Linked DNA regions of Homo sapiens: region 2 is linked to region 1. The links are chromatin loops, found by intact Hi-C in ENCODE. Cell type or tissue: sigmoid colon. All regions are shown on one strand. Links, peaks and the distances in the headings refer to the core of each region. The heading gives the core; the rest is flanking DNA. Region 1 overlaps STIM2 (stromal interaction molecule 2). Region 2 holds the start of LOC124900689 (a long non-coding RNA gene).

The links. Peaks named below come from ENCODE experiments on the same cell type or tissue, not always from the same donor. Only the 100,000 strongest peaks of a DNase experiment are listed, where the experiment ranks them.
Region 2: a loop joins it to region 1, with 6 times the contacts of the local background. A loop is called at or near these places in 8 of 110 quality-filtered maps.

What each region holds. Positions count from the first base shown.
Region 1 is chr4:27,006,208-27,014,207 of GRCh38, forward strand. STIM2 (stromal interaction molecule 2) reads left to right here. Exons shown (of 12, transcript NM_020860.4): 8 at 1,326-1,493; 9 at 2,221-2,321; 10 at 2,557-2,795. Among named protein-coding and RNA genes, the nearest start is that of STIM2, 150 kb to the left of the region's middle. In sigmoid colon, for the core only: a CTCF peak has its summit at 4,335 (motif pointing left); a DNase peak (open chromatin) is centred at 4,344; H3K4me3 peaks cover 372 bases.
Region 2 is chr4:26,019,311-26,036,330 of GRCh38, forward strand. It overlaps LOC124900689 (a long non-coding RNA gene), which reads left to right and starts at 1,887. Exons shown (of 2, transcript XR_007058093.1): 1 at 1,887-2,097; 2 at 5,185-5,771. RefSeq lists enhancers at 10,074-10,655, 10,656-11,238. In sigmoid colon, for the core only: CTCF peaks have their summits at 9,606 (motif pointing right) and 9,808 (motif pointing left); DNase peaks (open chromatin) are centred at 9,621 and 10,449; H3K4me3 peaks cover 508 bases; H3K27ac peaks cover 27 bases.

The DNA of each region.
Region 1 (8,000 bases), core at 1-8,000:
TGTTGCATTGTGAATTTTGTTTTTAATTTTGGAATCTTAAAATATATTTTTCTACGTAATTCTTTGTTTTCACACTAACTGACAGCTGTTCTATTTCTTTATCAGAAGTTTGTGTATAGTACTCTTGTTGGTTTATTCTGGCACACTATAAAGTTTATTCAAATAAGTTGGGTTTGTTCAGATCAAACATTCCTTTGCTCTTCAGTGTCCTTAGTTAGCTTTGGGGAAAATTAATCTGCGGGGTGGTGCTCGACACGCAGGATGCTCCGTAGTCGCTCGTAGCTTTGCCTCAAGGTCTTGAGTGTGAGTGTATGTGCACAATTTCATAATTACATCCTGTGTCTTTATATATCTTTAGTTTGAAAGCTCTTGCTAGTTTTTAAGTAAATCATTCCAAGAATGAATTATCTATTCCTTTTGTGTCTTTCCTTAGTGAGGCTTTCCTTATGATACTTTTTCTTAGCACTTATCACCTAACCACCAAGCATTTTTGTTTTTTCTCTGCTTATTGTCTGGCTCCATTAAAGGGCAGGTGGAAGAAATACTATGACATCGTTATACTGAAGACTATGCATAGTTTCTCATGAGAAAAATCAAGTAGACTCTCAGAATCTGTTTTCTCAAAATCTGTACATGCTCTGCAGATGTTCACTTAGCTAGTTTCTGGTGTATTCAAAGCAGTGAATTATGTAGCGGAAGTGGTAAAACAGACAATAATAGGCAGATATACTTGGAAACAGTAAGAAATAACTGGCCATAAAGAGGATGTCATGAAAAACTACAGAAAAATACAATTTTTAAAAAGTGAGTATATAGTGAAGGAGCTACAGTAGGCTCTTCTGGAAACATTAGGAGGAGGAGTAGAACGTGTATCCACCCAATTTTGGACATTTCTTTATATAATACTTCATAAATGAAATATGCATTATGGGAAAAATATGATCAGTTTTAATTTGTATATACCCTTGACTTTTTTTTCCCCCTCAGTGAGTCTGGTTTTCATAACATACAAAACTAAATATTGCAACTTAAGATATAAATAAGCCCTCTCTACCCTCCTTCACAACTTTGCTTAGTGGATTTAAGATGCACTTGAAGCTCAGCCTTCATTTTTTTTTTTTTTTTGAGACGGAGTCTCGCTCTGTTGTCAGCCTTAATTTTAATGCTAGAAATCTACTGTATTTAGACTTTGCAGTTTAAAACGATGTTTACAAAGAGCATAATTAAAATAGCTTTTTTTTTTTTTTAGTTTGGGTTCTAAAAAATATTTTAATCCTTCCTTCCTCCCTCTCTCCTTTCTTGCCTCCTTCCTTTCCTTCTTCTAGGTTCGCATGGCTCTGAAAAAGGCCGAAAAAGAATTTGAACTGAGAAGCAGTTGGTCTGTTCCAGATGCACTTCAGAAATGGCTTCAGTTAACACATGAAGTAGAAGTGCAATACTACAATATTAAAAGACAAAACGCTGAAATGCAGCTAGCTATTGCTAAAGATGAGGTACTCTCTTGTATTTCAAAATTTACTAAATTTGTTTCTTAGGCTGCATTCTTAGAGGGATTACTCAGCTGGGATACACAGATCTGAATAAAAGTTTTATTATTACAGATTCTTTTTTCAAACTGGAACTTATTGTGTAAATAGACTCTAGTAATCATAAGCTTTAAATTAAAATTACTGCATTTGGAGAAGTGTATACTTTTCAAAGTGACCTTAGTGATTTAAACATTATTCTTTTTTATCATTATCATAAAAGTTTTATACAGAGCTTTTTTCCTCTAGGTTGCTGCTTCATATCTGATTCAGGTTAGTAGTTACTGGAAATTAACTTTGACACTTAAATTGTGTGGAATGAGAATAAGTCTTAATCTGAATTCTAGCCAAAAAATTTAAAAGCTTAGTTCACTCACTAGCACCATTGTAGTATAATATAGCTAATGTTCTTCTGTTACTTTTAGTACAAGATTCGGGTCTTCCTGAACCATAGAAATAAGAGAAAAATTCTCCAGAATAAAGTTTTGAATTACATCGATTGGCTTAGGAAAGCACGTTTTCTCCCTCATCTGTTTTCTTTTTTGGAATGCAGGGATATCTTGGCTAGTAATTCTCTACTGGTTTTATGATTGCTAATATATTCAAAACCAAAACAAACTTTATTATGTTATATATACAAAAATGTCTGTATTTTTTTCAAACCTAGCCTTATTTAGTCCTTTTCGGTTTCTAGGCAGAAAAAATTAAAAAGAAGAGAAGCACAGTCTTTGGGACTCTGCACGTTGCACACAGCTCCTCCCTAGATGAGGTAGACCACAAAATTCTGGAAGCAAAGTAAGAATGTTGTTTTCACTTTTATTTGATTTATGTTTATTGTGTTAAAATGAGTAATTTGTGAACAATTTATATTTATCATTTATATAATTACATAATTTACATTAGTTTTAAGAGTGGGTTATTTCTTCTTGAAATTAGTTAATTGCCATGGTCTGTTCATGTATTGCCTTTTTTCAGTGCCATATTAAAGACCTTTTGATGCAGTAAGTAATTTCTTTATTGGCTTTTCCAGGAAAGCTCTCTCTGAGTTGACAACTTGTTTACGAGAACGACTTTTTCGCTGGCAACAAATTGAGAAGATCTGTGGCTTTCAGATAGCCCATAACTCAGGACTCCCCAGCCTGACCTCTTCCCTTTATTCTGATCACAGCTGGGTGGTGATGCCCAGAGTCTCCATTCCACCCTATCCAATTGCTGGAGGAGTTGATGACTTAGATGAAGACACACCCCCAATAGTGTCACAATTTCCCGGTAAGTGGCAATTTCAACAAAAATTGTTGGTACAGGTTTTAAAGTAATTTTCTCCTATGTCCTTTTAGGAATCATGTACTTCGAAATCTGTGAGAAAAAATTGGGTTTATCCTTCATTTTCTCTTTCTTTTTGTTAGTAATTTAAATATTTACTATTTGAGAATACCATATGCAATGCATATATCAATACTTTGTGTATATTTATATTATATATTTATACACACACTTTAAAGAAATCTGAATGCTTTATAAATTTGATTATTAAGTGTTTATTTGAGCAACTGTTATATATAACATTATATTGTTGAATATAAGACTTTTTTTAAAACATTGCTTGTAATTAAATTGAAATGAGGAGTCATATAAAAACATAATTGACAGTAAAGATAGCACACTATAAATGCCAAATCAGTGTGGGAATGAAGTGCTGAGCATTCAGGGAAAATATCCTTTCAAATGGCCGCTTAATGTATAGTAGGAATAAAAATTAGGGGAAGATCTTGGAAACAGGGATTTGAATCCTAGCTCTACCACTAACTAACTCCAGGTATGTACTTGTATTATTTTGCTGGTTTTACTTCTCTGGTTTGACAGCAGACAGTTAATGCAAGGAGAGTGAGGCGGCACTCAACTCTTAAAAGAGGCAGGAAGAGTGGACAGATTGTAAATACAGCAAAACTAGAAGTGTGTGACTGCATTCATTTCACTTGCTCCACACTGCAAGGTCATGACGGTTGCAAAGTTATGTCTAGATCTGGGCCAGCTCTGCAGTTAGAATATTCTCAGTTTGTATTTGTTTATTTGAATTATATGCACTTAAGCTTGCCAAATGCAACACTGATTCATAAGTACACGCTTTTGTTTGAAAACTATAGCTTTTAAAAGTTGAATTTCCTCCTTAAAATCCGTGTTTAATATCTGAATTGTGCATGAAAGTGCATTATCTAGATTAACTAGTTTTTTTCTTTGCTTTTTAAAAAACACTTTTTGGGTTGGGGGCAGAGGTATTGGATATCCATATGTCCGTTAAAAGGAAACAATTGTACTAAATGTGAATAATTATTCTAGTTTTAAGTGATTGTGGAATACAGGCAAATTTAAACTTTTAAATCAGAAAAAAGTACAAGAGTTGATTTTAAATTTAATGTTTTAGAAATGTTGTGATCAGGCCAGGCACGGTGGCCTGTAATCCCGGCACTTTGGGAGGCTGAGGCAGGCAGGTCACTAGGTCAGGAGTTCAAGACCAGCCTGGCCAACATGATGAAATCCTGTCTCTAGTAAAAATACAAAAATTAGCTGGGCGTGGTGGTGTGCGCCTGTAATCTCAGCTACTCGGGAGGCTGAGGCAGGAGAAACGCTTGAACCCTGGAGGCAGAGGCTGCAGTGAGCCGAGATTGTGCCACTGCACTCCAGCCTGAGCGACAGAGCAAGACTCAGTCTCAAAAAAGAAAAAGAAAGAAATGCTGTGATCAGATTTATTATCTCTAAAAAATAACTCATGTCAAAGATTACAATTTGAGAGCTCTGCCTCCACCCAGTGGCACCACAGAGGTACTCCACTCTGCTTAGTTACAAAAGCCTAATTTCTGGACCTGATAAATGGGAAACTCTCGGCAATAGAAGTCTAGGGAAGGACGAAGGCTCTTCATTTCTATACCCTCCTGAGCAGTTAAAATTTTTTTTTTACCATGGATATGTGTAAATTTTACAAGTTTGAAATAATGACAAGGAAACATGCCTGTAGTATGTTAAGAACAAAGTAAAAGGTTGTAACAATATACACAGAATAATATTGTCTATGTGTAATTATATGGAAAGAAAAAACACAGAAAATATCAATGGTTAGCTCTGTGTAGATAGGGGAATGGGTGTTGTTTTCCTATTACTTTTTAAAATGTCTTTTCCTATTCTTAAATATCTGCTAAATGCTTTCCTTGGTGAGAATGTGATAACAATTTATTTAAACTTTCCTATAAAGCCATCCACACACACTTAAAGTGACTGAAAATAATATGCCCACCTACCAAAAAGATAAACAGGTTTTAACATTTTTCTTTATCTTTTTCTCTGAAATAAACTATTACAAATACACTTAAACCACATTGCCTACCCTTCCCCACTGTTTTAAAGTTGTGACTTATGCTAAAGCCTGTTGTACTTTTATTACATACATATATATCCATAACATTATATACAATGGTTGCGTGTTTAGAAGTGTATATAAATGTTATCAAACTAGGTGATATTTTACAACTCTTTTTGCTCAAAAGTTATGTTTCAAAATTTTTTCATGTTTATGTAGAGATGAATTAAAGTCACTGCTTAATGAGTTAACCATAACTTATATGTTTATTTATTGTATTTAAAAATCCATAGTTTATCCGTTTTTCTACTTTCTACTTTCTTGGCCCTTACAAACAATGTGCAACAAGCATCTTTACCTGTATTTCCTTGTGCATAACTTTGAGAGTTTCTCTGTGTGGACACCTAGAAACGGACTGCTGGGTCATTGGGAAGGCACCTTTTACTAGTCATTGTCAAGTTGCTCTCAAAATAGTTTACATACCCACTGTTTTATAAGGGTGCCTGTGTGCCTGTATCCTCATCAGTACTTGGAATAACCTGATTTACTTGTTTTGCAACTCGAATGCGTATGAAATGATACCTCACAATTATGAAAATTTTTATTTCCTTGATGACTGTTGAGGTTGAGTACCATTTCCTTTATTGGCATTTGTTGTTCAGATTTCTTCCTGAGTTGCTTGTTCTTGCTGTGGAATCCCTGCAAGATTCCATACTGATGTGGAAGTGTTCTTTCTATTTTCTGGTTATTTGAGAGTTGCAAATATCTTCTAAACTTTGGCTTTTTGAATGGCAAATTGTGAATCTGATTTGTGTTTTTTATGTCTTTTTCAACAGATGATAGGTTGTTGTTTGCTCTCCTTAGAGTTTTTAAGTTTTTCTTTAATCCATTAGCCCTTTAATCCACCTAGAAGTTATTTTTGTTCATAGTGTGAAGTTGGAATCTAAATATATCTCTTGATATACGGGTAAACAGTTGTCTCAGCTTCATTCCTGTTCTATCCTTGCTGACTTATAATACCACTTCTCTCCATAGATACATAAGTGCTCCCAGCTCTCCCATTTTGTTTCACTGGCCCTATTCTGCTTTAGTTTCTAGAGTTTTATAAAAAGTTTTGATATTTGATAAGACCAAGTCTTCCTTTATTGTTCAAATTCAGAATTTCTACCCTTAACTAATCTTCTGAATTTTAAGATCAGCTTATGAAATTCCATGAAAGGTTCCATTGGGTTTAAAAAATTTTTTTTTGAATTTGTGAATTTATTTGTGGAGAATTATTAATCAATTCCATTTATCGAGATCTTTTCTATCTTTAAGTAAAATTGATAATTTATTTTCTCTGTGCAGGTCTTGCTTTTTTTAAAAAAAGATTAATTTTAGGTACCTTAATAAATTTTTGGTAGGTATATATGTTACCTTTCTTATAAAACTGTATTTCAGATTGCTTGTTGCTGATGAGGAAATGCCGTTGGATTTGGTGTGCTGAATACAGAATACCAAATACAGAAACATATATTTAAGTATTTTATGGTAGTCTTGGATTTTTCATGTTAATACTAGTAGATTTTTTCCTCTTTATTGCCCAAGCTAAGACCTCCAGTAAAATATTGAATGAAAATGGTGACTGCAGGCAATAGGGATTGCCATTTCTGACTTTAAAGAGAATGCTGCCAGAATTTCACCAGGAAGTATTTTTTTTAATGTTTTTGGTAGATTACTTTTAAGTTAAGGAAAGTCATTTCTATTTCTGTCTTGCTAAGAATGGTTTTTTTTGGTTAATCAGTGGATATTAAATTTTACCAAATTATTTTTCTGCGTAATTTGAAGTGATCATTCGTTTTTTATTCTGCTGAATTTTAATCTGTTTAAATAAATCCTTTAAGTGTCAGTGAAACTATATTTGTCACAATGTACAATTTTTAGAATGAGTTGCGTTTGGTTCGTTATTTAGGATTTTTGCATCTTTAATCACACATTGGATTAGCCAGTAATTTTTCTTCCTGACACTATCTTAGATTTTGGTATCAAGATTATATTAACATCATAAAATAAATGAAAGAGTAGTCCCCCTCTGCCCATATATGTGGTTTTGCTTTTCATGGTTTCTAGTTACCTGTGGTCAACTGTGGTCTGAAAATAGTGAGTAGAGTACAATAAGGTATTTCGAGGTGGGGGTGGGGGGAAACCGCATTTACATAACTTTTATTACAGTATATTATTATAATTGTTCTTTTTTATTATCTGTTATTAATCTCTTGCTGTGCTTAATTTATAAATTAAACTTTATTATAGGTATGTATGCATAGGAAAAACATAGTGTGTATAGAGTTTGGGACTATCCATGGTTTCAGGCATCCACTGGGGTCTTAGAATCTATCTGCCAAGGATAAGGGGGAATACTATACTCCTTATTCTTTCATTCCATTCTTTTCTACTTTTAGAGAGGCAGCAATATAAAGTAGGGTTAAGATGTGGAATTCTGGAACAAGATTGCTTGGGTTTGATTCTTTGTTCACCTTGTAGTAATTCTATTACCTTTTACTCAGGACACTGAGTGGGAGGCACTCTCCTGAGTTTCAGCTTCCTTTTCTGTGAAATGTAGCCTACCTTGTGGAGATATGTCAAAATTTAAATTAAGTAATACCTGTAAAACACTTGGAACCAGCCCCTGGGTGGGCTACAATAATCACCCATTAAATGGTATGATTTTATTCTGTACCTTGAAATAGTCTAAGGTATGGATTATTTGTTCTTTGAGGATTTTAAATACATTGCCTATGGATTGACCTTGATGTATATATGTTTTGGCAAGGAACAGAGTTTTAAACTATAGTATTAATTTAACTTCTTTAATGATTAAAAGTGTAGATTTGTGAAGTTACATGTTTCTAGAATATTGTGTTTTATCTGAGTTTTAAAATTTATTGGCTTTAAGTTGTTTATACTGTTTTATATGATGTAAAAAATCTCAGTTACATCTTTAAATTTTTTTGTTCCTAATAATTACTTATCTGTATCTTCTTTTGTGTCCTTTATCAGGCTGACAGTTTGTCTATTTTATTTCACTCTTGTCGAAATCCTGTTTGTTTTGTTAATATTGTCTGTTTATTTCTGCTCTTTTA
Region 2 (17,020 bases), core at 4,836-12,835, 980 kb before region 1:
GAGGTGCTGGGTGTCTGCTACATGCCAGGCATTGTACCAGGTGCAATGAATTTTGAAACAAGCAAAAATAGACCCTTACTCCCAGGAGTTTTATCATCCACTGGGAGGGGCATGCAGGTAAATAGAACCCAGAAGTCAACTTGAACTTCAGATTTGTATTTGCATGTGTTTTCTCTGCTTTTGCCCGTTTCAACTTGCACACAGAAATCCTTCTCTTTAGAGTTCCGCATCAGACAAATGTGTCTGTAAGCAATATAGACTTTATGGGCAGCTTCGCAGGGGAAACAAGAAAAGGTAATATGGTACCCAGCACATCAATGGGCCATCGGGTCAAACAACCAGTCAGATGTTTCTGTTCTTCCAAAGTAAAGGTGTCCGAACTCTCTCTTGGAGGAGCCCCACCTTCAATAGTTCCCTCTCTCCCCTTCCCAGAACCTCCTTCAGAAGTACACCCCTCTCCTCTCTGTTATGCAAAGCAAAGCAGCTCTCTCCTGGCTCCCCCACATCAAAACATTTCTTCTCCAATTTACAAAATTAGATCCACCCTGCTTAGAAGTCAGGGTTGGAACCATCTTGTGCTATTCAATCAGGCACTTTGAGATCTTATCTCTTGCCTCCTGTCACCCAAAACAATTTATCAAATTGTTTATTCCAGCGTTCTCCCCAAGAAGATGTTTTGGAGTAAAAATTTTCTCCATCTTCTTCCGTTTACAACTATGTCTAAAATCAAGCATGTTGAATTTTGTGCAAGAGCAACAGGAAGGACTAATTTTTTTTTTTTTTTTTTTTTTTGAGGCAGGGTCTCAATCTGTTGCCCAGGCTGGAGTGCAGTGACAAAAATGACCTCTGGTTGTCCTCACTGCTTATTATATGCCAATTATAATGCCTTAGCAAGCAAAAGACACACCCACGAATGTCACGACAGTTTACAAATGCCATGGCAACATCAGGAAGTTACCCTATATGGTCTAAAACGGAGAAGAACACTCAGTTCCAGGACTTGCCCACTCCTTCCCCAGAAAACTCATGAGTAATCCACCCCTTGTTTAGTATATAATGAAGAAATAACCATAAGTATACTCAGTCAAGCAGCCCACACCACTGCTCTGCCTATGGAGTAGCCATTATCTGTTTGCTTTCTTAATAAACGTGCTTTCACTTTACTCTATGGACCCGCCCCAAATTCTTTCTTTTTTTTTTTTTTTTTGAGATGAAATCTTGCTGTCGCCTAGGCTGGAGCACAGTGTCGTGATCTCGGCTCACTGCAACCTCCACCTCCAGGTTCAAGCAATTCTCCCTGCCTCAGCCTCCCAAGTAGCTGCGGTTACAGGCGCCCACTGCCACTCCTGGCTAATTTTTGTATCTTTAGTGGAGACGGGTCATGTTGGCCAGGCTGGTCTTGAAATCCTGGACTGAAGTTATCTGCCCACCTTGGCCTCCCAAAGTGCTGGGATTACAGGCATTAGCCACTGCACCCAGCTCCCAAATTTGTTCAGGAACCCTCTTTTGGGGTCTACACTGGGACCTCTTCTGGTAACATTACCATAAGTGCCTTTTCTAGTTAGCTAACAGGAGGATAAAACAGGCCAAGCCTTCACCTATTCACGGCACATAGAACAAGAAAGAAAAAACAGTGGCCGTACAGTTTCCATTGTTCCCCCCAAATGTCTGTATGTCATTTATTACCTTGGTTTTGTTTGGCAGGGATGTTGTTGTTGCCTTTCACATGCTTTCGATCTAGACTAATCTCGGCACTCAGATGTCCCTTTGGCCTCACAGAGTAGGATGCCTGGAATCAGAACAAGCCGTGGAGTGCAAAGAAATTCCTCAGTCATGACTACATTATTTTGTTCTTCGTATCAAAAGCAAGCTAGGTGAGAGAATTCATTCATCTTTTACCACACTGCAAGGGACAGAGGCAATTTTTCTCCCAGGATTCAGGACTAAAGTAGATGATCTTCTGGACTTCTCTGTGACATTTCACTGAAATTGCATTTCACCGAAAACAAACAAGCAAACAAAAATCTTCCTTTTGAGAAGATAATCCCCAGAAGTTAAAAGAAAGAGTAGTAGTCCAGTTGGAAGTTGCAAAAAAATGTAAGTACACATGTCATTTGAAGGGGTGCTTGTGTATGTGTGTGTGTGTGTGTGTGTGTGTGGACTCTTTCAGTTGCAAGATAGAGCAACTCAACTACAAGTGGCTTAAACAAAATGGGGGTTTTATTTGTATTATAGAAAAGTCCAAGATAGATCAGTCTTCAGTCATGGCTGGATCCAGGTGCTCAGATGATGTCATATGAGTTCTTATCCCTCTCCCTCACTCATCTCTGGTTCAACATGACCACCAGCAGCCCCAGACTTACATTCTGCCAGCTAGACACATCCCTGGGGGAATGTGTGCTTCTTTCCCAGAAGTCTTTTTAAAAGTTCCAGGTTTGCATCTCAATAGCCCAAATTGGATTTAGTGTCCATCCCTACACCAATATGGGTGCCTCCAATTGGCCAGGCCTTGATCACACACTCCTGAAGCAGGGTGGGTTAAGGCAGACTCCAACCAAACTACATGGACTTTAAAAAAAAAAAAAAAGGATGATATTACCAGAAAGGAAAATGGTTTGGCAACAGCAAAGGATGCCTGTTACAGTGGAATGTGTATGTAATGGTGAAATAAATAAGAAGAAGAAAAGAAAGGCAGCTGGTAGGATGCTGGCAGAGGGCAATGAGCAGGTCTGTCCTAAGTGAACTCGGGTCGGCAGGCTTAGTTCTCAAACCGGTTGCCTTGATTAATGGTAAAAACAATAACATTTCAAGACCTGAAACACATCTCCTTAAATTTCATCAAAGTGTCCAGTAAGTGCTGATGTTTACGGATGTCACCGTCACCCAGGGTTGCTGTTTCCCCTGGACAGCCGGGTAAGCAGGCAGCTGTCTATCAGGACTAAATGAAAGAGGTTCGAAAGCCAATGCAGAAAAGTCGAGAACTTGGCTTGTGCAGTGCATCATAAAGGAAGGAGGGAAGAGGGAGAAGCCTTGGCAATTTGTTTTTAATATTTTTGCTTGTTTTGGATGCCACGAAAGCCTCATATATTGGCTCTTGACTAATAAAAACAGAGGAGAAGCCAGGCTGGAAACCTGGCTGTGTTTCCGTGCACAATTAGGTTTGTTTGTTTAGGTCTCTTTTTATTTGTTTTCAGATGACTCAGATATGAATACTGCAGGCCTTTCAAAGTGAAGTGTTCATATGTGTATTTTAGGTCTAGGGCTTCGCCAAGTGCAGAAAGACTTGGCTCCCTGAGGTTATTTTCCTATCCAGGGGTTTTTCAAACTTTCAAGTGGAGCTGAAGAATGCTGCTGCAAGCCAGGTTCTTTTTCTTAGCAGATCCCAGCTTGGGGTTGTAGGGGGGACAGGGATTGCAAACATACAAACACAAAAATCCCCAAACAGTGCACAAGGGCACCCATTGTGCTGATCCCGGCACTGCCTCTCCCTGATGGCTTTACCATCTGCATACTTCCGTCATCTCTGGAAACCTCTTCACGAGTCTGCCTCCCTTTCACCAGACAACCAAGTCCAGAGGTGGACTCTCCTTTCCTCTCTATCTGGATCTGTGTATAAACTGTTCTGCTTTCAAGATTCTCCTTTTTCATCGCTATAATTTGGAGTCTGAAGCCTCCTATAAAATGCAGAGATATTTACAATCTGGGAAGCTGCCAAGCATCTGGCTGAGCTCCTACCCCTAAGGGTGGTGTCTCCTGCAGGAATGGTTTGCTTCTGGCCAGTTGACCCAGCTTCCAGGGCCCTGGGAAGGGTCTAGGGAGAGGTTGAGCAGTAGTCTTTCTCCCCAGGATGAGCAGGATGCAAACCAGGCAATGATGAAGACCACTCTGGTCTCCTTTCTTGGAGATGAGACTTCTTTCCAGTATCCCTGCCTCTGCATTGATGAATCAGAGAATAGGGACAGCCTGAAGTGGTCCCAGCTGTGTTCAAATACTCAGGATCTATATAGGCACCAGAAGCAGGTTTCCTAAGCTCCCTGGAAGCTGGTCACAGCCTAAGAGTCTCTGACAGCCTCCCTAGCTCACAGACCACGTGAAACGGAAGACACTGACCAATGCATTAGCCAGAGAAGCACTTTCCTATGTTATTCACTCCAGCAAAACGTCTGGTAGCCAAGATTGCATTTTTCAATGCTCCTCTCCCTCTGAATTTGCCCCTCAACTCTTCTGCTTTTAAGACGCTCCTCTTTCAGTGTTGCAGCATAGAGGCTGACGCATCTGAAACTTTTAGGAGAAAGATTTATTCTGTCAGAATTCACATATTTCAGGAATGTCTTTTTTTTCCCCAAACCACTGTCTTCCAGAACTGTATCCTGGGGTCAAAGAAAAAATCGGTCCAATCTTGCACCTTCCACACCTACACTGCTGTGTCAGCACAGGCAGTGATTGGAATAATGGCCCTGTGTCATCTCAGCAGACACTGAGATAAGGATTTGAGTGCAAACAGTTTAGTCGAGCGGCGAGCCCAGGAAGCAACTCAGTGGGGAGATGACCCTGAGCGACTGGACCTCAATCCTGCTGGGGACCCTCTAAGAGGAGGAACAGTGGAATATGCCCGTGATTGTCCCACTGAGGGACAAGGAAGCTGGCTCTTAATGGTTGAGGGTTTATCTTGGCATCTTAACTCCTGGGCACTTCCAAGTACACTGCCAATCAGGGAACATCTTCAGGCAGAAGAGATGTAGAACTTTCCAGAGGCCACTTCCAGGGTAGGCTGAGGGGATTTGGGAAGGGCACCAGCCATGTCTATGGAGTCTTCTATACCCTAAGATGACATAAGGAAAGGACCAGTCATCAGAAAAAGACTGTGCAGTCCTTACTCCACCGTGCCTGCTGAGGCAGGGAAGTGGACTGCACTAGTTGAAACAACAGGGCTAGAAAGCAAAAGGTTTGAGTTCAACTCTCAGTTTGTTGTCTATTGATTTATTTAGCAAATATTCCTGGGCTGCTTGCTAGTAAGTGGCGAGTAGGGATGGTGACGGTTAAAGCTGGCGGTGAGCAAAGGTGAGATCGTAGGATCTAGAAGGCCATACTATGTTGCATAGCCAGGGCAATGAGGTATGCTTTTGATTATTATTCAGTTAATATTTATTTCATTGTTTCTTGTATCCCCCGTCTTCTTTTTAGGTTCAACTTCTTTCTGAAGATCCCCCTTTTAGTGGCTTTTCACTGATGTCTGTGAGGGGTAAACTCTCTCAGTCAAGAATGGATCCATTTTCAAGACTATTTATTCATTCATTCATTCATTCATTCATTCAGAGATAGGGTCTCACTCTGTCGCCCAGGCTGTAGTACAGTGGCACAATCATGGCTAACTTCAGCCTCCACCTCCCTGGCTCAAGCAATCCTCCCACCTTAGCCTCCTGAGTAGCTGGGACCACAGGCGCCTGCCACCATGCCCGGCTAGTTTTTTACATTTTTTGTAGAGACAAGGCCTCCCTGTGTTGCCCAGGCTGGTCTCAAACTCCTGCGCTCTAGCAGTCCTCCTTCCTTGGCCTCCCAAAGTGCTGGGATTACAGGCGTGAACCACTGCACCTGGCCTGGGTACATTTTTCTTGGGGCCTGAAACTGATGCCATTTTGGATCCTCTTTAGGAAAAATAATACAAACTATGAATATAAAATTAAGAATGAAAATATTGACAATGAGAAAAAAATCACTACAAATTATAAAGTTGGAAATGCTGACAAATAAAACAAACATAAAAAAATCCAGAAAGAATACTATTTTTTATTAATTAACTTGACTTTTTCCAACTTCTCATATTGGTGCCACTGGAGTGACGATGGTCATTTTGGAGATTTGACTAGTGGGAAGATGAGATGGTCTACATTTACTTTGGATTTCATGAGATACATTAGGTGATCTGCAGTCCTTTTCATATATAGCTCAGTTATTCAGTTATTGCTGGGTGTACAGATGTTGGAATGGCTTCCAGAAATACTCCTACCATCCACAGGCTGACTTGCCTGGCACACAGCATCAGAGATTGGATGGAGATGCAAATAATTCTACAATGTCTGGCACCAAAAATATGCGGATAGTGAAGAAACAAGATTTAAGATGTATGGAATCACAAGGTAGTCTGTAGAAAACTCTTCCACTTATCAGATATGTAAAACTGTAAGTAGAGGACTCATTCATATTCAATGCCTAGTCAAATGAAAGACTTTTTCCCACCAGAAATATATTTGAGAATGTGGTGCATACAATTATAAACACACCATAAATTTGCAGCTCATATGTGAAAGAAATTCATAAAGGTCTTCCCAAAGTCAACAACAATTCTAAACATGTATATGTTAGTACCGAAAGTGAGCTGTAAAGCTGAAAAAAATTTTTTTAACTTTCAATAACTTAAAAACAAAGTTTGATCTGCCATGTTAGAAAGAAGACTGAATTATCCTTCTATTCTCTTTATAGAAAGTGATATTACAAAATCATCATATTAAGAGATAATTAAAGGATACGTAACTAAAAATGAAAACAGTCTAAATGAAATGTAGTATCCTTGATTGGATCCTAAAACTCAGCACGTTCAGCACAATTTCTCTTGTGAGAGAGCAAAGACACATAAACAGAAATCATTGGTTGGAACTTCTGGGAAAACTTATGAAAGGAGCCAAGCCAAGACTGAAGGACACATAATCTTGCCCTTCACCTCTCCTCCTTCCTGCTGCTAGGAATGTCATTGTGATAGAGCTGCCGCAGTCATCTTGCAGCCATGAGGTGATATTAAAGGGAGAAGCCAATGTTAGAAATGGTGGAGCAGAAAGAGGAAAGGATCCTGGGTCATTGGTGATACGACGTAGCCACCATACCAACCCTGAATGGCCTATTCCAGACACGTTCAGAGAATGAATTAACTATCTCTTTTAAGCAAACCATTAATTGGGATTGCTGTTACATGTAACTGAATCTAGTCCTAACTGATAAATCACCTGACCCCATCTTGGGGATCCAGGGACAATTTCCTGCAGATCATGAAAGATAATTAGGAAATAGGTCAGGTAAAGGGTAGTAGGAGCATTAGAGGCTCCAGAGTACAGGTTTTATTTAAAGAGCAGCAGAGAGCCACTGATGGGGTTTAAGGAGAATTTCAGTATTGGATTTTAGTACTGGGAAACAACAAATATAATTATCTCATTGGTAGCTATACTGAAGAGAGGGAAAGACTGAAGTCAAGAAAACTAGGCCAAGAGGTGATGTGACAATTTATGCCAGGAATAAGATCCTGAAATAATGCTGCATAACAGTACTGAACGCCAAGGGCTGTGCCATCAGCAAGACCCGGGGGCCTATCTGGGCTTTGTCACTCATTAGCCATATGAACCTGAGCAAGTGACTTAACTTCTCGATGCCTCTGTTCCTTCCTATTTCCATGATATTTCTAAAAGAATTGAATGAGGCCGTGTGTGCACAATGCTTAGGACAGTACATGTAAGGACTCACTAAATTATTGCTGTTATTATTGTTGCTGGGCCTGTGGCAGTGAAAGACAGGTTCTAAGCAATAAGAAGAAATCAAGAGAATGCTGAGACCAGTTGGATGGAGAGAGGGGTGGATGAGACAGAAAGGAAGTAGAAATGTCTCTCGAATTTCTGTAGAAGAAACAATTTGGGGAGAAAGATAATGAGTCCAGTTTTGGACCTGTGGAGTTGGCAGTGTCTCTGGGCCATCCGCATGGAGATGATGGGTGTTCACCTGCACTGGCAGATACAGAGGGAGTGAGGATCTGAGTTGGAGATAGACTGGAGAGTCCTGGGGGTGGATGAGATCACAGGCCTAAGGTGAGTGTGGAGAATGAAAAGAAGACGGCAAAGAGGGAGCCCTGTGGGTGGTAGGGATGGATCAGAAGGAGCCAGCAAGGAACCAGAGGACGACAGGACAGAAAATCCTAAGAAAAGCCTTGGGAGTGGCCCCAGGAACTTCAAAGGAGACAGAAATTAAAGAAGTGTTAATTGCACTAAATGGAGACCTATGGCTCACGCCTATAATCCCAGTGCTTTGGGAGGCTGAGGCAGGAGGGTCACTTGTGCTCAGGATTTTGGGACCAGCCTGGGCAACATGGTGAATGGTGAATCCCCATATCTACAAAAAAAAAAAAAAAAAAAAAGCTGGGCATGGTGGTGCTCACCTGTAGTCCCAGCTACTCAGGAGATTGAGGTGGGAGGATGGCTTGAGCCCTGGAGGGAGACAGAGGTTGCAGTGAGCCAAGATCGCACCACTGCCCTCCAGCCTGGGCAACAGAGAGAAACCCTGTCTTAAAAAAAAAAAAATGCACGAAATGCTGCAGAACCGTCCAAAAAAAATCTGTGATGTGAACATTGGGCTGAAGGGCAAAGAGGTCATTGGGGACCTTGGCCCCTGCCAGCTGGAGGTTATGATGGGGCTGGAAGGCAGAGTCTGGTTGGGGACAGGGGGCAGCGGTGGGGGAAAGTAATTAGAACCAGGGATCAGGAAGAAAGCTTGTGTGAAGGTGGGAGAGAGTTCCGCAGTAGCCAGAGTTAATAAGGAGAGGAAAACGAAAGGAAAGTAAGGCGGAAGAAAATGGAAGGCAAGAAACCTAGGAAGACAAGAGCAGGCTTGATGTCCATGACAGGAACCCAAGCTGTCCCCGGGTCCTTGCCATGTGCCCAGAGTGTAGAAAATCGCCCCCCGTGGTTTGGGAAAGCCTGGCTGCCCAGCAGGGATAGGCGGAAAATTGGTGGGGAAAGTCTCCAACCTGAGCATGCATGGACAGAGCTCAGAGAATTCAATGAGGCCAGAAGGAAAGAGAATCATGGCTCCCATTTTCTGAGCACTCAACATAGCCAGGCACCTGGTGCCAAGATGTGGCAACCTACGAGGTCCTACCTATTTCACCAGTGAGCACCTGAGGCTCCATGAGGTTAAGGAACCGGCCAGCGCGGGCGGAACCAGGGCCTTCAACCCTGTCTGAGCCCACAGAGGTAATCCTTAGTCACCAAGCGCCGCTGTGTAAGGGACAAAGACCGCACAAACGGCCGGAGAAGACGCGAGAGATGTGGCCCAAAGAGAGGGGACGGGCCTGGGTGATTTTACACAGAGAGGGGACGGGCCTGGGTGATTTTACATAGAGAGGGGACGGGCCTGGGTGATTTTACATAGAGAGGGGACGGGCCTGATGATTTTATATAGAGAGGGGACGGGCCTGGGTGATTTTATATAGTGAGGGGACGGGCCTGGGTGATTTTATATAGAGAGGGGACGGGCCTGGGTGATTTTATATAGAGAGGGGACGGGCCTGGGTGATTTTACATAGAGAGGGGACGGGCCTGGTGATTTTATATAGTGAGGGGACGGGCCTGGTGATTTTACATAGAGAGAGGATGGGCCTGGGTGATTTTATATAGAGAAGGGATGGTCCTGGGTGATTTTATATAGAGAGGGGATGGGCCTGGGTGATTTTACGTGCGGATGCAGAGGAGGGGCAGCGTCGGGGCGGCGGAGTCCGACCTCGGGGGATTCACCCTGAGGGTTACAGGCAAGGCCGCTCCAGGCACGCAGCACCTGCCGGGCGCCACCCAGGAGGGGGCAGCAGCGCCATTCGCAAAGCCGGCCCGCTCCGCTCCGCTCTCAGGCTCAGGGCTGCGGAGACAGGAATCGCAGCTTCCCCTGGAAGGGGCGTCCCAGGGGACCTCCGCCAGGCCAGGGGAACCCGGCCTCCGGGCCTGGGTGAACGTGCCTTCCAGACCATCCTGGCAGGCCGCTGCTCCCTAGAGGCCTAAGGCGCTTGGGACAGCCTCCCACTCTACTCCTGAATCTCTCCTCCATCCCGGCCGGCCCCCACCCACCCCTGGTGGAACGGAGACCCCACGTCTTGCTCAGGACCTTCGCCACAAGGCCTCCCTACTCTGCCGCAGTGAGCCCTGCCAGGGAGGCAGAGCAGCAGAGCCCACCCTGCCACCGCCGCAGGGGCCCTCCCCAGGCTGGCCCTGCTGTCCCAAGGACTGATAGTCACCAGGCTGTACAAATATATCTCCTACAGCACATCGGATGCGAAGGGAAAACGGAGGATCACTATATTGCTTAGAACTAATCTGGTCTTTCTCTTCTGAGCCTCACCCACTAGTTAGTGGGATGGGAGGATAAATGAGATGTCCAATCCAGTTAAACTTTGAGCTGATATTTTAAACCCTGCAGAAAGTGCTGGGTCTTTAGGAAAAGCGCTCAGTGTCTCTGAGAGCTGCTGCTTGCTCTGTCTCTCACTGCGGAGGCAGGGATATGGGGAGCGAGGGGGCTTTCCCCGCCGTGGCAGCAGAGCAGTGGGTTCCTTGGTCCCATGAAGGTCCCTGGCTGTGTGCCAGCTGCTGCCTGCTGGTCTTTGGGGAGACGTCCTTTTGTGGCCTGTGTCGTGCTGGACCTCCTGGCCTCCAGTACTGAATGTGTGGCCCATTCTTCCAGCCCAGGCAGTGCCCCGAGTGGGCTGCAGCCCCAGAGCTCTCCCCGTATCCCCCAATGGCTCTCCAGTCTGTTCCTGGGGAGGTCCAGCCCTTGGGCGTGACCGGGCGGTCACCTTGTCTCATAACAGCAAGCTCACTGGTGGGTCCACTGGTTCCCGACTCAGCATCTGTGCCCCGTGGGACTGAAGGGAGCTCTGGGAAGCCCCCAGGCTGACCATAACGCAGCTCCTTTCCGGGGCTGCAGCCTGGGTTCTTAGGGGGCAGCTTGTGAAGTGGCTTCCTCTCGGAGTCCTGAAGGGTGACATCTCTAACGCTGTCCCTCTGCGGGCCCAGAGATGGGAAAGCCAGGTCTTCCATCAACTCTGTTGATGTCTTGGCTATTCTCAGCCAGTCCACGTCCTTCTCTTTTTAAAAGATTCCCAGGTACAGAAAAAGCACGGTGGGCTTTCCCTTGACTTCTTTCTCTCCACATTTCCTCCTTCCAGACTCCCCTGAACCCTTAGTGACTGGCTTTGGTATCCAGCTGTGTATTTTGGAAATCCCTAGCTCAGCGCTTTAGGATTCACCTTGAAATACCAAGGGAAGAGGAAGAAGAATTTGAAAAATCCCGTCTCAGAATAATGGTCTGGCCTCTCAGGCAGGAACTTTCTGCATAACCTTATTTTGAATGACCAAAGCTCAGCATTGCCTGGGTGTCTCTTGGGATTCCTCCTGTAACCGAGTTGAATCTGCCCACAATTTTCCCCTCTCCCCATCTCATCACGCCTCCTCCCCCTGCAGCCAGATATCTAGGGAGAACAGGGAGAGTGGGAACCGGAAGAGAAAGCATGTTACTGCCTTGAAATGGGATCCCCCTTCCCCTGTCTTGCAGTCTGAAGAACTCTGTTCTCATCAGGTCCAAATCACTTAGCTTTTCTTCTTTCTCTTATTGTTCTGTTAAAGCTCCAGCTATCTATCTCTACTCTCATCACTCCCCAGCACACCTCAGTCCACCCTACATACAGTATCGTCTCCAGTCCTGCACCTTCAGGTAAGGACCACGCTTTGTCTGATTCTTCGGATGCACAGCCCATGCTTTCACACTGCCATGCCATTGCTGCGCCGTGTCCCCACCTGAATTTTCTATCTTCCAGTCCTTTTTCAAGGCTCATCTCAGTATCACTTCCTATGAGAAATCTTTCTCAAGTTTACTAAGTCAGATGAGACTTCTCCCTCCTCTAACGCCTGCACCACTCTGAATCTCTCACATCCTGCCTTGTATTTAGATATGTGTGTATTTATTTCCCAGCTAGGCTGGGATCACTCACTCAGCTACATATCTTCTGTACGGTTGTGGATTAAATTAAATCAAATATGACGCTGGACATGGTGGCTCAGGCCTGTAATCCTAGCACTTTGAGAGGCCGAGGTGGGCGGATCACCTGAGGTCAGGAGTTCAAGACCAGCCTGGTTAACGTGGTGAAACCCTGTCTCTACTAAAAAAAAACACAAAAAATTAGCCGAGCATGGTGGCAGGCGCCTGTAATCCCAGCTAATCAGGAGGCTGAGGCAAGAGAATCGCTTGAGCCTGGGAGGTGGAGGTTGCAGTGAGCCGAGATGGCACCACTGCCCTCCAGCCTAGGCTACAGAGTGAGACTCCACCTAAAAAAAAAAATAATAATTAAATCGAATATGGTTATCAACAGGAATAAACCTAGATCCAGCTTTTAAGTAGGCCCAAAGCCCAGAGCACAGCACTTTACACAAATTATTGAATTTCTTTGGCCTCAGTTTCCTCCTTCGTTAAATAAATGAGTTGGTTTCCATAATGTCTTAGGTCATCTCTTTTTCTGACACTCTATATAATTTCATCCACTCTCTTCTGTGGTCTGTGCGTGCATGTGTGTGTGTGTGTAGGGAGGCAGGGCTAACTAACTGGAGAGGAAAGGTGGAGTAGTGGAATTGACACAAGCTTTAGATTCGGACAAACTTGAGTCTAAATCCAGGCTCAGGCACCCACCTGCTAGGTGACCTTGCACACTCTTACCTGCTCTGAGTTAAATGGAAAATAGGATTGTTCACCCACTCAGTAAGCATTTACTCAGTCCTGCTAAGTACACACATCGCGTTGGTTATCAGAGGATATTGAGTAAATAAGACGTGTCCCCTCTCTGTAGCAGGCCAGAGTTCCTCAGAAGGAGATAAACCTATATCACAAGTAAGTGTCATAACATGCAGAAGTACTAGATGGGAGAATGTTCCTGATACAGTGGGGCCCAAAGGAGGGAGAGACTAAATGGATAAACAGATTATAGGGACTGATCTCACTGGGAAGGTGACAGGGAAGGTTTCCCTGGAGAAGGGAGACCAGGAGGGAATACTCCTGGAACTTGTAGGTGGACGGGGAGACGCAAACCATGCCAGGTCTATTCCTGTCATCGTGAGTCTTCTTTGACCCACCTTGGTGAGGCCTAGGAATCTTGGATCCTGAATGCATTTCCAGAGAGGTGGTCACAGCTGACATCAGTCCTGTGGCTTGGCCTCTGAATCTGTTGATTCCATTCTCAAACCTCAGTTCCTTTCCTCGTTGCAGATGAGTCGCCTCCAGTGCCCGAAGCAGCCTCCTCACCCTCTGTGTATCAAGACTGACCTGTGCCCCAGCTAATCTCTTGGGGAAGAGCAGTGCCTGATATAAGGCAATTATTACCATAAGAAGTGACCCCTCCCCTAACTGCCCCCTTTACTGGGTCCAGGGGAGAAGTCTTCTGCACAGAACCCACAAGAGTTTCTACCAAGGGACCATCTGAAAAACAACTCTAGCCAAAGGAAGCTGTTCAAACACCATCCATTTTGACACTTGGCTGGATTAGCAAGCACCTCTTCCCTCAGAGAGTGGGAAAATTTCCAGAATTAGTCTGCCGGCAGAAAGGGAGGTTGAGCAAACAGGCATATTGTTTTTTCATAGCTGTCTCTCTTGCTAATGTTTGGTCAGCCAGCCGTGCATTTTTGCAGTGTTACATAGGCTTACGCTCAGCCTTCATCAGAGAACAATTAGGACGAGTGTGGGGGAGGCCACAGGGTCAGGGATGACAGATGGGCCTCCACTTAAGCAGGTTAGAAGTTCAGTTGCTCAGGAGGAAGAAGACCCATCTTTGTCTGGGGAGCACAGGGTTGGGTAGAAAGGGGAAGAATGGAAATAAGGCAGAAGGCCTCTCTTTTCTGAAATATCCCTTAGGGATAAGTCCCTATATCTTAAGCAGTTGTTTTAGTTTTCCCTGAAGAAGCATCAGCGGCCCTGGCTGAATCAAGAAGCCAGAGGCCTGGTGCCATTCTAAAATAGCAGCATTGCTATGCTTTCCAACTGAGGGATTACTCCTTGGTGAGCCAGAGAGCTTTGGAACATCGTTTGGAAGCAAAACCACATTTTTTTCAAAAAGAATTTTTTTTAAAGGAAATTTTACATGCAGTGAAGTCAAGGCTTAACTCTTGAGAGGAAGCAGTACAGGGACAGTCATTGGGTCTTTGCTGATGGAACGCTTGCTCTGAGTGGAGGGTGAGTTTTTCTTTGGTGAAAGGTCAGTTGAGGTGCCTATGAGAGGGGAGGGGCAGAGGGTACTGTTTTTTAGAAGGGTTGGTTAGGAGGAGGAAAGTACTGGTAGTTGGTAGAAAAGTACAGAAAGTAGAAAGAGAATTCTGTGAGTTAGCCTTTGCAGCATAACAAACTGCCTCGAAACTATGTGGCTGAAAACAACCATTTTATTTGCTCAGGGTTCTGTGGGTCAGGGATTGGGTTTGGGCTCAGTTAGGTGGTTCTTCTGCTCATCTCACCTGGGGGTCATTCTTCTGGCTGCAGTCATTTGACAGCTCAAAATGGGGTTGGATAGTCTAAGTTAGCCTTACTTCTCTAGCAACAGATGCTGGCTGTTAGCTGGGCCATGTGTCTCCAGAGACCAGCCTTGGCTTCTTCACATGGTGTCTGGGTTCTAAAAGCAGCAAGAGAGAGGAAAAGGCTGACCTCACAATGGTTTTTCAAGTCTTGTCTCTTGTCCTGCACCCTCAGGTAAAGGCCACACTTTGTCCCATTCCCCTGATGCACAGCACATGGGATATTTACTGTCCTATTAGCAAAAGCAAGTCGTACAAGCTCCAAGTCAATGTGGGTGGGGACTGGACAAGAGTATGGATACAGGAGGAAGCCCTGGCTCCATTGGAAGCCATCACTGTAACTGCCAACCCACAAGGGAAGTACATCTTAAATGGACTTGGACACCCTAAGCTCAGTGGGATGCAAACCATGTGAATCAGAGTTATGAGCTAAAGTTGAGGAAAAAAGACCAGAGAATCATCTTGTTGAGTTTTGGAACAAGCCAGCTCTGTCCTGGGGATGCTGGGGTAGGGAGACACTGGGATTAGTAAGACTTGAATAACTCTAGTGAGAATCATTTTTAGCATCTCATAAAATTTATAAGTGTCCTCTTCTTCCACATTTACATTTATATCCAAATAGATATGACCTGAGACTCCTCAGGCCTCCCCAGACTATAGGAAAGATGGTAGTATGGCCATAGAGTCTAAATGGAAAAGCAGACACCATTTCCAGGTTTTACAACAGAAGCAATGGTTTATGCTGGTGATGGAAGGGCAGAGGACCAAAGGGAACAGTGCAACAGCCCAGGGATGAGCAATGGCAGGAGGTCACTACTTCTCTGAGATTGGAGAGGCAAAGAGAAGACACCAACTAATAGAGTCCAGAGACCAGGGTGACATGGTACAAACTACAGTCATAATGGACCTGTCTGATGGGAGCTGGAGCCATGGAGAAGACAGAGCCACTGAGGGAGAAGCCACCCAAGACTGAGAGGGAGTAAGAGCAGAAGCCTGGCTTCTTCCTTCCTTCCAACCCCTCATCTCCTGCCAGTGCCTTTTATGGGCTGCACCTGGCCAGAACCCACTACTCTAGGAGCCTCTGAAACACAGCCTGCAAGGGTAGCCCCCTGTAATAGACAGTAGGAGCAATTCAAGGAATGGATCTGGGGCGGAGAGGCCCAGGACCAGCCCATGGAGCACATTCACAGTAATAACCCAAATATTACCCCTGCTTTATCAAGTAAGACTCTTTCCTCCCCACACAGTCCCACTGTAATTTCTGTGCATCTCTGTGGGTATTTCTTATGAGCATAAGAAAAACTTTGAGGTTGACATCCAAAAGCCATTGAGAAGGGGCGTCTCCCAGCCTGAGAATGCTGCTCTGCCCAGGCTGCTGTCTTCTGCCACCCTGAGGCTGAAAACACTGATGTGTCAATGTGGTACTGAACACTCCCACATCCTCCTTGAGACTGAACCTCACTAGCCCACTCAGAAGTGGAGAGATGCCTTTTCCACCCTGCCATTCTCTTTATAACAGTCCTTTATAAAAATAATTCATTCAGCCCCTCCTCAGACACTATCTCTGAGACCAGGTCGAGGAGCACTGTACAAGGCTGACTCCCCATTCCCCCATCTGGTAGCATCTGACCAAACCATTCCCACATCCACCTTCCACCAGCATACCTCCCTGCAAATCCACTCCTGGATGTTCACCTCCCCTTTACCAGACACATCCAGTCATACATGGATAAATCCCTGATGGGTTTGAGCTGGGACCACACACTCAAACACACATGCGTGCATGCATACATATGTACACACAAGTATGTGCTCACATCATTACTACCACAACCTCTGCAAGAGTGCACAAGAAATGAGAAAAATGATCACTGATTAACACCTCCAATGTGTCACATAGTTTATACTTAACTCCTTTACTCCTGAAGAAAACCCTACAAATAGGCCTGATTCTCATTTACAGGTGAGAAAACTGAGGTGCATATTTCTGTGACTGGCTCTAGCTTACACAGTAAAGAAACAATAAGATCAAGATCTTAAGTCAGGTCTACAGAATACCAAAATCCATATCCTTCCCCTACCACGTTGTCTTTCAACCTATATGAACAACCTATATGAACAGCATTTTATTCTTGTCTTGGCACTATTTCTTATTGTCCTAGTAAGATTGAATAAACTGTTATTTCTAAGCCTTCTTATATATTTGAGTGCCAAAGAGTACCGTCTTCTGGTGAGTGGCCCCTAGATTTCAGCTTAGAGACTACCTAAAAATAATCATAAGCAGTGTGCTGTTTCATGCTTCTATATTGTTTTCCAAAGATTTACATTGTTATTACAAGAGGGGCATACTGGAGGATAGCCCCTGGAGGTGATATCGTCTGGGATCTGGAGGCGATTGAGCATTGCTGTTGAGAACACAAACTTTGGCACTGAGCACAGCCTTGGGAAAGGAATTTTCCATGTGCACATTGTAGCTGCATTGTAGCTGGGAGTGTGGGTAATGGCCAGCACACGACTCACGGCCAAGCCAGGCCAACCCTGTAGAATCTTAGCAGCAGTATGGATTTGGAGAGGAGGGAGAGGTTGGGGAAGGCAGAGAGATTAGCCATTGCAATGAATGGTCCCCGTGAGAGGTGATGGGTGGTGATTCTCTAGTTCTGGGTCAAGGCTTCCCG